Linked DNA regions of Homo sapiens: region 2 is linked to region 1. The links are chromatin loops, found by intact Hi-C in ENCODE. Cell type or tissue: B cell. All regions are shown on one strand.

Region 1 (8,000 bases):
GCAATGACTAGGCTAGGGATGGGCACAGGACAGGCCTGGCCAACAGGGGTGATGAGAAGTATGGTGGGATCATCTGGGAAAGGTTTTCTTTTCCTTTTCTTTTTTTTGGAGACAGAGTCTTGCTCTGTTGACCGGGCTGGAGTGCAGTGGCGTGATCTCGGCCCACTGAAACCTCCGCCTCCGGGGTTCAAGCGATTCCCCTGCCTCAGCTCCCCAAGTAGCTGGGACTACAAGTGTGCGCCACCACACCTGGCTAATTTTTTGTATTTTTAGTAGAGACGGGGTTTCACCATGTTCGCCAGGATGGTCTCGTTCTCCTAACCTCGTGATCCACCCGCCTCGGCCTACCAAAGTGCTGGGATTACAAGCATGAGCCACCACGTCCAGCCTGGGAAAGATTTTCTTGCTGAGGAATAGGAAGAGATGCTCTCCTCTTCTGTGGGGACATCATTGTGTCTGCCTGTCATATCTGTGCCTGTGGCACACACCTGGCAACCATGAGTGCAGCTAGCTGGAAGACAAGGTCTGCAGGATAAGCAAGGCAGTGCAGAAGAGTGGAAAGAGCCTGGCTCCTCGATGCTGTCCCTGAATGGCCAACTTGACCAACCTGGAACTCACCTGCCTCACAACCTCTTGTCAAGTGAAACAATACAGTTCTTCACTGTTAAGCCAGTTGAGTGCTTTTTGTTTTTGTTGTTTTTTTGGATATTGTTAGGCTTGGTCTAGAACTTCTGAGCTCAAGCAATCCTCCTATTTCAGCCTTCCAAATAGTTGGCACTGTAGGCATGTGTCACCGTGCCCAGCCCTAGTTTGGTTTTTGTTGTCTACAATTGAAGGCATCCTGACTATCACAACTCAGCTGCATCACCCGTTTTATGAACTGGGAAACAGGGCCCCATGGAGAGGCAGCTACTCAAGGTCCCAAACAGCACAAGGACTCCTTGGAGGCCGCCCATCTAGGCTTCTCTCAGGAGATGGCCCAGGCACGTTTCAGCAGCTTTTTCAGGAGCTCTCTTGTGCCTCGGATCTGTTTCTCCCCCTTTCTGTTCCCAGTCATTACACCTCCAAAATAAGTGATAGCTGCTTTCTAGAGAAAGTCCCACACCTAACATCCTTCTAAAAAAGGGAGTCTGAATCTGAGAGCTGAGAGGAGCCAAGAAATAAAGAGTAACTCTATTAGGAAAATTACTCTCTCCAGTTCTAAGACTCCTCTCTACATCCGGCCGAAAAAGACTCTTTACAAAGCACATGCCCAAGAAACCCAAAAAGAAGGCCCATGTGTGATGGAGAAGTTAGTGACAGGAAGTATCTGAACAGCTACTATTAAAATTCAATTCCCACCTCATTCACTAACATTACCTGAGGCTATTTATAAAGTGACTTAAAACTTCTGCCTCGACACCACTGGTGAGGCACTAATTAATGTAAGATCATCCCAATGCTGGCCTTGTTGCCAGGACTGAACTACCATCTGCAGAAATCCAACATTAAAAGGAAAAAAAAAAATGGTATGTACAGCACTCTATATCCATGGTCCTGAGAGGTATGTTAAACAGAATTGGTCCCCCATCCTTCTTTTTCTCTCTCCCTCTTTGAAAGGCAGCCTAGGGAAGAGAAAGGAAACACTTTACACCTACTCTCTACCAACTACCATTAGGTGCTTTCAGTGTGAGTTAACTTCAAAGCAACCCAATAGGAGAAACAAGCTCACATGGTGGCTGGAAAGTGCTTGTATAGCTGGACCACGGAGTAGTGGGACTGCCGCTCCGTCTTTTAGGAAATAAGTCATCAAGCCATTCTCTATGCCATGCGGGAGACATACTGTCTGGGTCTGAAACGCTTTCCCCACTAAGGTCTGGCTCCCGAGCCCTGGCATACCTTTGTGGTATCTGAGTGCTTGTTCTGCAGTTGTTCCAAATAGAGCTCGTTGACCTCCCCAAGAACCAACAGCTGCCTGTTCAAGAACTCCATCTGCTGCTGGACCGACTCACTGTTTGAGAGCTAACCAAAAAACATGAGCAAAGTGAAAAATCCGACGACATAAAACTAGCACATAGACGTCATTAAACAGGGAATCAGCTAGGAGCACACTATTTCAATGTTAAGGCAAAATAAACCAGTCCCATGGGTTCACAGTCCCTGACATAATGGCAGGTGGGGAGGATGGTACCCAAGGACAACAAAAATAGACAGAAACACACTTCAGAACTGTGCTTTGCAAAGGGGACAGCACAAATGCAGTCCATCAAACTGACCACCCACAGAACACCTGGAGAAGGTGGACAGGTATACCACCAAGGCCCAGTGGCATAAAGCCCTAGGGAAAACTCACCGTTCTTGACAAAATGATGTATGAAGTGCAGTGATTCCCAAAGAAGGAGGAATCACGCTCAAAAACCTGAACAAACTTTTGACATTTATGTAAACAAGGTATGAAGAAAGAGTTCCATGGGATACACATAGAGCAGGGTTTAGGATGGATACTTCTTTGTTGCAGGGGGCTGCCTGTGCATTGTAGGATATTTGGCAGCACCCTGGCTCCTACCCACTGGATACCAGCAGCACCAAAAACATGAACCTAAAATGTCTCCAGACATTGCCAAATGTCAGGGACTATGGGGGCAGCAGAACCACTTCCTGTTGGGAACCCATGACACAGACACTCAAGTAATCTATTTCTTTAACCTGTCTGAAGGAAGAATGTTAGCAAATGGTGTTTCAGCAGATTCAGGTCTGCCTCATTTCTTCTTACCTTTTGGGAAACCTGACTGAGCAGCAGCTCAGTGTGACACACCTTGTTGTTGGCCTTCTTCAGTTCTATCCGCAGCTCCGCAATCATGTTCCTGCAGTCCTCCAGCTTCGTCTGCCCAAAGAGACGTGGACATGAAGTTTGAGGAACACCAACAGGCCAGATCACAGGCCTACCTAGCCACCAGCCCACAGAGGACTGGGAATGCCTTAGCTCAACGGCTCTACTTTCTTGGGCCCTCAGAATTTGATGTCTTAGTTTTAAAAAGTAAGTTATGGTTGATTTCTGAGTTCCTTACTGTTTAACAAAAGAAAAAAAGAGACCTTAGATCCTCAGTTCCCAAACTGTGCACCAAAGAGCCCTGAGGCTACACAGCAAACTCACAGGGATGCTGCAGAAAGATTCTGAATTTTCGAGGGAGACGCAGCGCCATCTGTTGGACACTCTGTGAATTACTAACTGGCTGGAAATGATGCTGTGTCTGTGGATGACGTCTTTGTGAAGCCGGGTTTTTTTGGGTGCAGTGATACAAAGCACCACAAGGAAAACCAGTGTGGAACAGGAAATGAGGGTGTCACTGTCCACTCTGATTTCAAGGTCTGAGATACCATGCAGTGCCCAATAGGTGCACACGAGGCATTAGTAATTGCAATTATTTTTTTAAAAATTAATTTATGTGTATTATCTGTGAACAGCTACTAAGTTCTTAGGACATTCGTACTCACTAAGTTATTCAGATCTACTTAATGAGCAGAACTGTTAACTGTTTCCTTTTGGCTGCAGAAAAAAAAATGACTGAGACACTAAGGGAGCTACTATATGAACCAACAAAGTTGGGGAACCTCTGTCCTAAGTAAGATTCACCTGCCATGAAGAATTTCTGCCATGATTTCAGAGAGAAAAGCATTCAGCTTAGTAAAGCTGAACAAGTCAAGGACACCCAGGGAAACTGACTGCCTCCCTCCCCACTGCTCTCCGGCATTCTCGCAGTTGGCTTTGCCTGGTGCTGCAGTTTATACCTGTAATTCCTGGCTCTGGTTGTAGAATTCCTCTCGGTCATGCTGCAGCTGTCTGATCTGGCTGTGGAGCTTGGTTACCATAGTGTCACGCTGCTCCTGGAGCTGATTGTATCTAGCTTGTTCTTTCTGCAGACTAACCTTCCACATCTGGATGTCCTTCTCTTGTAACTTCAACTGATCTTTCTAGCAGAGACCAGAAATGTCATCATTTTAGCTGTCTTCCAACACAGGCAATTTAACACACACTGCGAACATTTCATCTGAATAGTCATAAGCTACCCTGAAAATGTAACTAACTACAGACCAAAACTCTTAGAGCTCACTACTGTCTTACTTGGCCTTAGGTCAAGGTTTTCCAAATTTTACATTAAGCAAATGGATCTTAAGTTGCTTAAATAAATCTTCTCAGGGATCAGTTTGCTTCCAATACTTTCAAAAGTCTGACTACCAACACTGGAATAAAATCTCTCAAACATGGTACTAAGTTCACTGAAACGATGAGCATTTACTGAATGCTTGCAGTGTGCTGGGCGCTCAGCAAGGGCTTACCGACATAATTTCTTTTAACCATCACAACTTAAAGAGCAGGTGCTGCTATTGTTATTTCCATTTTATAGCATGGCTAACAGAGGCTTCAAGAGGCCACGTTACTTTTCTAAGGTAACACTGGTAGAGCCAAGATTCAAACTCCAGGCCTGACTGGCTTCACACCCGCTGTACAATACACGCTTCAGTTTTGTGCCATGAAATAGCTTTACAAGAGTTGGTTTTACATTTGGAGAAATAAAATCATCTTCTGACCCTTCATCATCATGGCCAGTTACATGCAAACATACACACACAAAATCACTTGTCCCCACGGTTTCTGAGAATTATGAGGGAATTCCGAGGTGTCACCATTCATGTCTTAATCTCAAGCGACCTGCCCAAAGGAGTGGGAAGGACTGGGAACTCTGACCTCCTCGGCTGCTGTGCTTTATAAGCTATCATGCTGACCCAAAACAAAACAAAAAGCAAGCTCCACCTGTCCCCTCCCCAGTCCTCACCATGGCAGCATTATGTTCCTCCAGAGCTGCTGCTTTGATCACCTTGCGGAGGAGCCGCCTGTTCCGGAGGGCATGCTGCTGCCTCTTAAAACGCTCATAGAGTAACTGGTTGTGCAGTAAAAGCAACTGGTCTCGGAGGGTGCGGATCTCATCTGAAGGAGGAGAGCCTGATTGTAAAGCAGAGGGAGGGTGGCAGAAATGCCTTTTACAGATGGTTCAATCAAGCCCCCTTCCCATGTGTTGTTAGCTTAACAAACACAATTCTTTAAAAACAAATCACCACTCTCTTTGCAAATGACCACTTGACTCCCAGCAACAGCAGGGGGGAAAGTATGGACTATGTGTCTCCCCCGTGAAGGAATGCAAAAGGTCATATCATGTGGGATGACTCTTTGAGAGCCTGCTTTCCTTTCCCCACAAATCTAGATCACGCATTTCAGATGCCCTGTTTCTCAAGACACTTCCTTCGCTGTGTGTTCTCCCCCAGGAAGATGCTTCACTCTGGTCTTCTCCAGGGAAGCCTGGCAGGAAGTCTGTATTTTGCACTTATACTCTCAAGCGCATAGTACTTGCCACTTTTCAAAAATAAGAAATGCTGACTTGGCAACACTTGAGATCCTTTAGCCAAGCAGATAGCCTGGCCGGAGCAATAGCCAAGGGGAGATCTGTTTCCCAGAGGGCACCTCCTTCAAGGACAGAAAGGGCAACAAGCAAGCAGGAACCATGTGGGCTGGATTTGGAGCTAAAGTAACAACTTTACCTCCAAAGTGGGTCCAGTCGACAGACTTGCTGGGTAAAGGCAACCTAGGAAGAAAGTTTTTGAGTAACAAAGTTACCGATCTTACCAAGAAAAAAACGTATCTGGACTTTTATTTGCAGCAAAGTTAGATCACTTCCTTGTGGTCAAAATCTGCAATGGCATAAGAATGTTTCAAACTCCAGGTCCACAGAGAGTTAGAGGAGAAGCCTACACTGGACACAATGGGAGGCGGCCCTCGCCCCACTGCCTAGGACCTGTGTTGTTAGCTTAACACAGTCCTTTAAAAAACAAATCCAGAGCGGAGAGGGTTGCAGGCTGAGCTGCACTGCATACACCGTGGCCTCCGTTTCTGGGGCCAGCTCTCCAGAGAAACTGAGTAGTCAAACACACTGAGAGCCGTTTTCAACCCTGTCTGTTGAAATATACAGGGAGTACACTCTGTTGTAAAGCTATGTCACTCCGATTTAAGGAAAAAGTAGGTAATTTACCTAAGCCTATCATACCAAATCTCGTTTAAAAAGAGGGAGCTTAAATACTATAATCCCTGTCAAATTCCACCATAGCATAGTATATAAGAAGAAAAATAAAAATATTCCCCAAGCACCTGTAAAGTAGCTAATAAAAGACGGATGGGAAACCGTTTCTCAGCTAGAGTCCTTTCTATGAAAACTTGGGTGCCTCAGGGGGTCTGGAGGGGATGTCAGGCCATCTGAACTTGCATAAAATGCTGATGATTTTATCTCCACCTAATGAACTATGATACCAAAATAGAAAATAATAATAATAATCTGTAGCTAGAGAGGGAAACACTGTGACAAATATTCTTATATTCTTTGAAATACCATAACCTCATTTTCAGCCTACAGCTTGCAGAGGGCACATATGAAAGCATTTGAGTGTCCTCATAGAACAGAGGCATAAAATGGCCTATATAAAAAGACTCATTTTGAAATGGACTGCTAAGGAATCATCCCAATTTAGGTGCACAGAGGTCACACATGGTCACATATATGAAGATGCAACAGCCTAGAAGGACATCTGACAAACAGCAGAGAACCAGCTGCCTCAAGGTGGGAGTGTGAAGAATGATTCTTGTTCCTCTCTTACACTTTCTGTACTTCACAATAAAATGGACCATTTAACACAGAAGAGAGTGCCCCAGTCCCTTACTTGTTCAGCTCCTTGCTGTGCGCGTCTGCTCCCTGCTGTATCAGTCTGTCCAGCACTTCCATTGGGGAGGTAGAGGGCACACCATCTTCCTCTGTGTTTCCTTTTGCTTTCTTTAACAGCTCCTCAGTCTTCCTGATGACAAAATGATGGGCTGTCTTTGGCAATGCCACCTCAAAAAGATGATCATACGGGGGAGGCTGCCCGCTTCCAAAGCCCACTCTCGTCGGAGGTGGAATTTTACAAGGACTGGGAGTGAAGATACTGGTCTCCAAAGAAGTCTGGCATTCCCTGTCTCCCGCAGGGCTTTCATCAGCACTGCCGCAGGGCAGGTCTATGGGAGTAAAGGCTTGCTTTGGTGTGTCAGGCCCAAGCTTGTCCAGGGAGGAGTGTAAAGGCTCAGGGTTCACGCTGGCGCCCTGAGAACTGGAGGCTGCCGAGTGGGTCTTCCGCTGAGAACCTGGGAGACTGTCTCGGTAAAAGGGAGAGTCAAAGCCTCCTCGAGGAACCACAGGCTCTGCCTCTGCTGTGGTGATCTCAGAAAGTTCTCTAGATATTGCAGCTGAGAGGAAGAGAGGAAACAAAAGAAATGGCAGTCGGTATTCCACCTGGGAAAGACTAGGCAGTTTGGGTGGCATGCTGCCACATGCCAGTGTCACTCAGAGAGAGGAGAAAAAGTGGCATCCGGCTGGACACAGTGGCTCACGCCTGTAATGCCAGAACTTTGGGAGGCTGAGGAGGGAGGATCACTTGAGCCCAGGAGTTAGAGACCAGCCTGGACAACATAGGGAGATCCCATCTCTACAAAAAATACAATAAAAATCAGCTGAGCATCGTGGTGTATGCCTGTGGTCCCAGCTACTCAGGAGGCTGAGGTGGGCGGATTGCTTGAGCCTGGGAGGTCAAGGCTGCAGTGAGCCATGATCGTACCACTGCACTCCAGCCAGGGTGACAGAGCAAGACCCTGTCTCAAAAAAAAAAAAAAAAAAAGTGGCATCACTTTACCTGGCATAGGTCCCAGACTAAACCACCCATCTTGTTACCTCAAGAGAAGAAAAATCCAGCAAGCCTGTGAGCAATGGCACAAAATCCCAGATTTATAGCAGAGCGAGGGTCAGGTTTTATCAACTCATAGCAATCCCACATACATTACCTTCTTCTTTATCTTTTTCAATACTATCTTCTTCAGAGGCCAGATCACCTAAAAACCCTGGAAGATCACTTAGAGTGACAGAACCTTTGCTGCCAGGTGGCTCTTC
Region 2 (8,000 bases), 54 kb before region 1:
TGTCTCCAGCGGGAAGAGATGAAAAGGCAATGGATGCCCCTTAAAGGTTAGAAGAAAGTTTAAAACAAATTGAAGGAGATATTTCTTTACTCTGCAGGTAACAACAGCGTGGACATGATCAGAATCACAGAACTATAAGACTAGAAGGGATTTCCATGCTCAAGACTAGAAGGGATTTCCATGCTCAAGTCCAACCCCATGGTTTTATAGATGGAAAAACTGAGGCCTAAGGAAGTGAAGCTCTCACCAGAGTAACACGCTCTGTGCCTTCCTGAGATGCAACCTTTGAAACAAGAACAGTGGCCAATAGTACAACACTGTGTTTGCATCTCAGTTCTGGGATTTAATTGTGGGATCTTCAGCAAGATACACAACCTCTTCAAGGCCTGGATTCTGCATCTGTGAAATAGGGTAGACAGCAGTGCCACCTCCGCAAGGTTGCTGTAAGGACTCCACAGCACACGGTCCTGCTGCCAATGCTACACTCCCAATCAAGGGGAGTCACCCAGAATGTAATTACAGCCTCTTGCATAGTGCAAGGTGCACCTGCAATGTCATGTAGCAGATAACATGCCAGACCAGGCGCGTAGACTACAGCTACCACCATCATCAAAATAATCATAATAATAACACACATTATAAATACTCAGTCAATATATTATTTATAATACAATGTAATCACATATAGTGTAATGTAACTAATAACGATGTCAATTATAATTGAGATTTTAATTTCTAACAATAGACTTCATCATCATTTTTATGATGGTGACTTGGGATGCATGGTCCTGTACTCTGTCCACACTGCAGGTGCACTATGCAAAGAGGTTATGCAGACCAAGCTTTTAAATAAGCTCAGGAAGAATTCACAGAAGTTAAATGCATATTTGAAAGACTATTCTAGGCCGGGTGCAGTGGCTCATGCCTGTAATCCCAGCACTTTGGGAGGCCCAGGCGAGGGGATCACTTGGAAGTCAGGAGTTTGAGACCAGCCTGGCCCACATGGTCTCTACTAAAAATATAAAAATTAGCCGGGCATGGTGGCATGTGCCTGTAATCCCAGCTACTCAGGAGGCTGAGGCAGGAGAATCGCCTGAACCTAGGAGGCGGAGGTTGCAGTGAGCAGAGATCGCGCCACTGCACTCCAGCCTGGGCAAGAACGAAACTCCATCTCAAAAAAAAAAAAAAAAAATGACTATTCTAGATCACTGAGGGCATGTTTGGGATATCCAGCTGCAAACACAGAGAGAATCACCATATTTTCCCCAGAAACTATCACTCAGTGAGGTAGAAATTTTTTAAAAATCACGGAAACAAATCTGTCCAGGCAGCTGGATCCTGTGTGAAAACTGTGCAGCCTTGTTAGATTCTGGAGTGGGGAAAGAAGGGCAGTGCGGCTTCAAGGGCGTGTATATAGCCAGTGGGACACACAGACGATCACTGGCAGCCCACCCTGAGGCCCTGCATCTCTGGATTCTAGATTTCCACCTAGAATCCAGAATGCTTACCCACCAGAAACATTTTCATTGGAATGCTGTAACTTGTAAAAATTACTTACACGAAATAGTACTGTTTCAAATGTTTTGAGGTTGGAAAGGAGAGAGACTTTGAGGGTTGCTCAGTGGTATCCAGACACCCACCCTGGGCCTTCTGCAATGGATGTGTGGGGTGGATGGGGCAGAGGGGCCCACAGATGCCTTGGCCCCATGCCAAGCCTCTCTTCCAGCTATGAAGTTCAGATCTGCCTCTAACTGACGTGACTCCTTTGCTTATTTATCTGGTTTATTGTCTGTCTCTCCATGACTAGAACTTCTGTTCCTTGAGAGCAAGACGTTTAACTCTCTTGTTCACTGCTTTGGTCCCTGTGCTTAGCAAAGTGATTTGTTGCATGAGAGAATAGATGAATGAATGAATGAATGAATGAATGAATGAATGAATGAATGAATGAGTACTTTTAGGAAACACTGACTGGGGAGCCGGGTAGGCCAACAAACCATGACAAGGCTTTTGGTCACGACTCTAGTGGAGGAACATATCAGGTGGCATGGGGACACGTTGGGGGCCTGTGAATGGCACAAAACACGACAGGGAGTAGATAGGCTTTGCCCAGCCTTTGAGCTTCTGTCCTGGGCTGCATAGCACAGCCCTGGAGCCCCTGGGTCAGAGCGCTGGCCCTGTGCACCATGTGCCTGGTCTACCCTGGCCAGCCCTGCCGCTTCCCCCGGTGTGGCTCTGGGCGTGCCTCAGGCCCTGCAGCTACAACATGGGCACAATAATAGTAACACTGGCCATGTAGGGTCCCGTGAAGCTGGAGAAGCTGCTGGGCGTAGTGCCTGATGCCAGGCTCAGACGCATGCTCCATTCAGGTCTCTGGCTTCTCCCGGGCCGAGATAGAGAGCTGGAGCAGAGGCTCTGGGCCTGCCTGCTCTCCTGCCTGCCTGGATCCCAGAGACTTCTGCCTTCCAGTGGTCAGCAGGCCAGCTCCCGGCTTCTGCTGCACTAAGGCAGCTGGTTGAAGCAAACACTCTTGACCAGGAGAGCGGGCCGGGGGAAGAGCGGCCCAGACACAGCAGTTCCTGCTCAAGTTCCTGGGTCACAGGTGGTTTGGGGATCATAGCATCTTCAAAGGAAATCTGAAAAGGGAAAGGCAGGTCTTCTACCACCAGGCGTGGGGAAGTCCTGCTGCCTTTGCTGACTAAGACAGACCGTGGCGCCATCTCCACCGGGCCTTTCGTTTGGCAGGGGCAGTGATGGTGGCTCATGAGTATGCCACATTTTTTAGGTGCGTGTTATTCCTGAGGATATGAACTACATAGTTTCTCCCTTCCTGTGTGCTTAGAACGAATGCTCATCACACTGACAGTCCTGGTTCCAGGAACTCTTGGCATATTGAATTTGAAACACTGCCTGATGGGCAAGACCATATCCAGCTGTGCTTTCACAGACAGCCCCCACCCCTGCTGAGGGGGTCCAGTCCTGGGCAACTAAGGTACAATTAAGCCAAAGGAGTACCACCCCCCTATATTTGACCAAATTTGATGAGTAGCTATCATGATGAAAAAGAGAAAACAGCTTAGCTTTAAAGATCAAAGAGAGCCAGGCATGGTGGCTCATGCCTATAACCCCAGCACTTCGGGAGGCCAAGACATGTGGATCACTTAAGCACAGGAGTTTGAGACCAGCCTGGGCAACATGGTGAGACCTTGTCTCTACAAAAAATACAAAAATTAGCCGGGCATGGTGGTGCGCGCCTGTGATCCCAGCTACTCAGGAAGCTGAGCAGGAGGATCGTTTCAGCCCAGTTTAAGATCAGCCTGGGCAACATTGGGAGACCACGACTCTACAAACAATAAAAATGAAAAACAGATGGGCATGGTGGCATGTGCCTGTAGTCCCAGCTACTCAGGAAGCGGAGGTGGGAGGATTGCTTGAGCCCAGGAGGTTGGGGCTGCAGCGAGCCATGACCGTGCCATTGCACTCCGGCCTGGGCAACAGAGCAACACCCTGTTTCAAAAAAAAAAAAAAAAAAAAAAAAAAAAGATTGAAGAGAAGAAAGGAAGACTCCCTTGAATGCTTCCAGCCTGGTGATCTGCTATGCAAGAGTCTAATCCAACTTGGCAAATGCATAAGAAATAATGGATAATGGATTAAGGCACACAGCATTTTGTATGGGAAAATGCTGGCCCATTTCCAGTCACTCGGGCCATCTTTCCCTCCCCTTTAATGCTCTGCCAAAAGATTGTTTGGCACTTCCTAGGTAAAAGAGGTGGGAAACCTTAAAAATAGTGACCGACTGATGGGTCAGTTTTAGGAAAAGTTCCCGTGAGGTTGGTTTGACACTCTGAGTTAAGAGTGTGAAATTGGGGTAAAGGACTGGGTTTTCTGGTTCCTGCCTCACTTCTGGCTGCCATTCCCTCCAGCCTAAGACGGCCCCTCCACAGTCCACTCCAGTCCCCTTCACTAGAGGCTTCAGGAATCACTTGACTCTCCCGCCCTGGTTTTTCCATCACAACCCTTCTCACCATCTGCCTTGCCTTGGTCATGTTTGACTCTGCCTTCAACTGCAGATGGTGAGCCCAAGGCAGGCAAGACCATCTTGCTAGAAGTGGGGGGTGCTGAGGAGGAAGGTCTCGGGTGTGGGGAAGGGTCCTGGTAGTGAAAACCATGCAGGGCCTGCAGGGGGCACTCAACTGGAGATGCAGAATCAAGTCGCCGAGCTTGGAAGTCAGGTGACTGGGAGGGAACTTAGTTAAAATGAAAGTCTATGGGGAAGCTGGCCTTTCTTCTAACACTCCTGTTTGCTTTTTTTTTTTTTTTTTTTTGACACGGAGTCTCACTCTGTCGCCCAGGCTGGAGTGCAGTGGCGTGATCTCGGCTCACTGCAACCTCTGCCTCTTGGGTTCAAGCGATTCTCCTACCTCAGCCTCCTGAGTAGCTGGGACTACAGGCGCGTGCCACCACGCCCGGCTAATTTTTTGTATTTTTAGTAGAGACGAGGTTTCACCATGTTAGCCAGGATGGTCTCAATCTTTGGATCTCATGATCCGCCTGTCTCAGCCTCCCAAAGTGCTGGGATTACAGGTGTGAGCCACTACGCCCAGCCGGAAGTTTGCTTTTTATTGAGAGCTCAAGAGAAAGGGCAGAAATGTTTTCATGATCAATGTGAAAGTGTTACTTAGAACAGGGGTTGGCAAGCTACAGCCCGCGGGCCAAATCTGGCCTGCTGCCTGCTTCTAAGATAAAAGTCTTTCTAGAGCACAGCCGTGCCCTTTTGTGTCTGTGTTGTGTACGGCTGCCTTTGTATTACATCAGAGCTGAGTCGTTGTGACAGAAGCCATATAGCCTGCAAAGCCTCAACGAGTGTCTCTCCATCCTTTTCAGAAAACATGTGTCCACCCCCGATTTAGAATAGCCTCTGGGCTCTGGATATCTGCCCACACCTGGGCAGAAGACCATCCACTCACAGTGAACAATTTGAGACAATTCAGATGTAAACACACTGTTCAGAGCCAGTGTTGCAGCCCGGCCGGCAGGGTGTTTGTGATGGAGATCCCATGGCTGAGGGCCATGCAGAACAAGCTCGTGAGAACTGCTACTCCCTCGCCAGCATGCTGGAAAGATTCCTGCTTCAGGTTTGGGGCTTCCCAATCAATATATTTTTGAGACAGGGTCTTGCTCTGTCACTCAGGCTGGAGTGCCGTGGTGCGTGTCGGCTCACTGCAACCTCCTCCTCCAGGTTCAAGCGATTCTCCTGCCTCAGCCTCCCGAGTAGCTGCGATTACAGGTGCACGCCACCATGCCCAGCAAATTTTTTGTATGTTTAGTAGAGACAGGGTTTCACCATGTTGGCCAGGCTGGTCTTGAACTCCTGGACTTAAGTGATCTTCCTGCCTCAGCCTCCCAAAGTGCTGGGATTACAGGCATTAGCCACTGCATTCAACCCTAGTACATTTTTTTTTTTTTTTTTGAGACAGGGTCTCACTCTGTCACCCAGGCTGGAGTGCAGTGGCGTGATGTCGGCTCACTGCAACTTCCACCTCCTGGGTTCAAGCCATTCCCCTGCCTCAGCCTACCGAGTAGCTGGGATTACAGGCACCCACCACCATGCCCAGCTAATTTTTTTTTTTTTTTTTGAGACAGAGTCTTGCTCTGTAGCCCAGGCTGGAGTGCAATGGCATGTGTACGGCTGCCTTTGTATTACATCAGAGCTGAGTCGTTGCGATAGAAGCCTCCTGCCTCAGCCTCCCAAAGTGCTGGGATTACAGGCGTGAGCCACTGCATTCAACCCTAATACTTTTTTTTTTTTTTTTGAGACAGGGTCTCACTCTGTCACCCAGGCTGGAGTGCAGTGGCGTGATGTTGGCTCACTGCAACCTCTGCCTACTGGGTTCAAGTGATTGTCCCTGCCTCAGCCTCCCAAGTAGCTGGGATTACAGGCACCCACCACCATGCCCAGCTAATTTTTATATTTTTAGTAAAGACAGGGTTTTGCCATGTTGGCCAGGCTGGTCTCGAAATCCTGACCTCAGGTGATCCGCCCGCCTCGCCTTCCCAAAATACTGGGATTACAGGCGTGGGCCACCACGCCCGGCCAATTTTTTGTATTTTTAGTAGAGACGGGGTTTTGCCATGTTGGCCAGGCTAGTCTAGAACTCCTGGACTCAAGCAATCCTCCTGCCTTGGCCTCCCAAAGTGCTGGGATTACAGGTGTGAGCCACCATGCCCAGCCTGGCCCTAATACATTTTCAAGTGAGAGACAGATGGAGAAAGAGAGAGAATCTGTAGGTGCATTTAAAAAAAAAAAAAAAAAAGACACAAGTTCTGATTCTGGGAGACAGGAAATGTGCGCCACCCGCCTTGTCAACCCCACTGAAAGTAGCTGTAATACATTCATAAAACACACAGGGCAGCTATTCGAGGACTCAGAAAGTTACCCAGTAGTAGGCAAGTTGGGGGAAAAGACTAGAATCCAAAATACCACCAAACCAGTATCTCCTGGCCTGGCCTTAAGGCAACCTGAAGGCTGAAAGTGGGAAGCAGATGGGAGAAGAGCGAGCTAGGAGGGGAGATACCTCTGTGGGGTTTTTCTTTTCTCTGTTTTCTCACACTCCTGCCTCCAGGCAGTCCTGCGGTGACTGTGGTGGCACTGCTGTGTCAAAGGGGCCTGCAGGTGCCTGAAACACTGAAAGAGGGGACCCTTCTCCAGTCCCAAGAGAACAGGGCAAAGCCCTGTCAATCCTTCCTTTCTCTGTCCTCCCACCACTTGACCCTGGTCATGGGTGCAGTCCCAGGAAGTGAGTGGCAGAGCAGGATAAATAACCTCAGTTTTCTGGCCAAAATACCAAAAAGAGGAGCACCAGGGAACTAGGAGTTATCAGGAGATGACAGAGAGGGGAGCTCAGGGAAGTAACTAAACACAGTGTTTGATGAGATCAAAGGCTCACCCCCAAGCTGTGCACGTGTGGGCCTGACCCTAAACGGCATTTCAGAGACACTGAGACATGAACTGTGGCCAGCTCACTGCCAAGTCCCCAGGTGCCCCTGGGTGATGTGCACATAGCACAGAGCTGCATGGTCGGTCACTGCACGGCACTGCAAAGTTGCTGAACACAGGACTGACATGGAAACCACACTCTGAGAAGCCTGGCTGGAACATGCAACCTGAACCCAACTGAATCAGTCATCTGCTAAGACAAAAATAATGACATTTGCCATAGGATTTAAACAAGACCCAGAGCCTCATAACAATATTTAAAATGTCCAGGATACAAAATTACTTAGCGCAGGGAGAACCAGGAACATCTCTACTCACATGAGAGCAGATACAGATGTCACCACCACGTAACTCAGATACTGGAATTAGCGGATGAAAACTCGAAAGCGGCTATTACAAGAAACTTCCAACTGGTAAAAACACAGAAAGATACAGTCTCAGCAAAGACACAGAAGGCAGAAAGAACCGATGCGATAAAAAACTCACAGGACAAGCTCAATAGTGGAATAAAAAAACAAGGGAAGATTCAGTGACCCTGACAATAGTTCAATACAAATTATCACATGTGACTGATAGAGAGTAAAAACAATAGGGGCCAGGCATGGTGGCTCACGCCTGTAATCTCAGCACTTTGGGAGGCCAAGGCGGGAGGATTACTTGAAGTCAGGAATTCCAGTCCAGCCTGGCCAACATGGTGAAACCCTGACTCTATTAAAAATACAAAAATTGGGCCGGGCGCGGTGGCTCATGCTAGTAATCCCGGCACTTTGGAAGGTCGAGGCGGGTGGATCATGAGGTCAGGAGATTGAGACCATCCTGGCTAACACAGTGAAACCTCGTCTCTACTAAAAAATACAAAAAATTAGCCGGGTGTGGTGGCACGTGCCTGTAATCCCAGCTACTCGGGAGGATGAGGCAGGAGAATAGCTTGAACCTGGGAAGCGGAGGTTGCAGTGAGCTGAGATCGCACCACTGCACTCCAGCCTGGGTGACAGAGCAAGACTCC

The links. Hi-C counts contacts between places; a loop is a spot of excess contacts. Peaks named below come from ENCODE experiments on the same cell type or tissue, not always from the same donor. Only the 100,000 strongest peaks of a DNase experiment are listed, where the experiment ranks them.
Region 2: it touches region 1 in a loop (15-fold over the local background); 8 of 110 quality-filtered maps call a loop at or near these places.

The regions. Positions count from the first base shown.
Region 1 is chr9:132,898,837-132,906,836 of GRCh38, forward strand. TSC1 (TSC complex subunit 1) reads right to left here. Exons shown (of 23, transcript NM_000368.5): 14 at 7,895-7,999; 15 at 6,745-7,303; 16 at 5,575-5,618; 17 at 4,815-4,981; 18 at 3,769-3,951; 19 at 2,753-2,863; 20 at 1,879-2,001. Among named protein-coding and RNA genes, the nearest start is that of SPACA9, 24 kb to the left of the region's middle. RefSeq lists an enhancer at 4,718-5,402. In B cell, CTCF peaks have their summits at 3,208 (motif pointing left) and 3,410; a DNase peak (open chromatin) is centred at 3,195; H3K27ac peaks cover 520 bases.
Region 2 is chr9:132,844,605-132,852,604 of GRCh38, forward strand. The region is part of intron 5 of AK8 (adenylate kinase 8); the gene reads right to left. Among named protein-coding and RNA genes, the nearest start is that of AK8, 30 kb to the right of the region's middle. In B cell, no CTCF peak of the experiment used is centred here; a DNase peak (open chromatin) is centred at 4,207.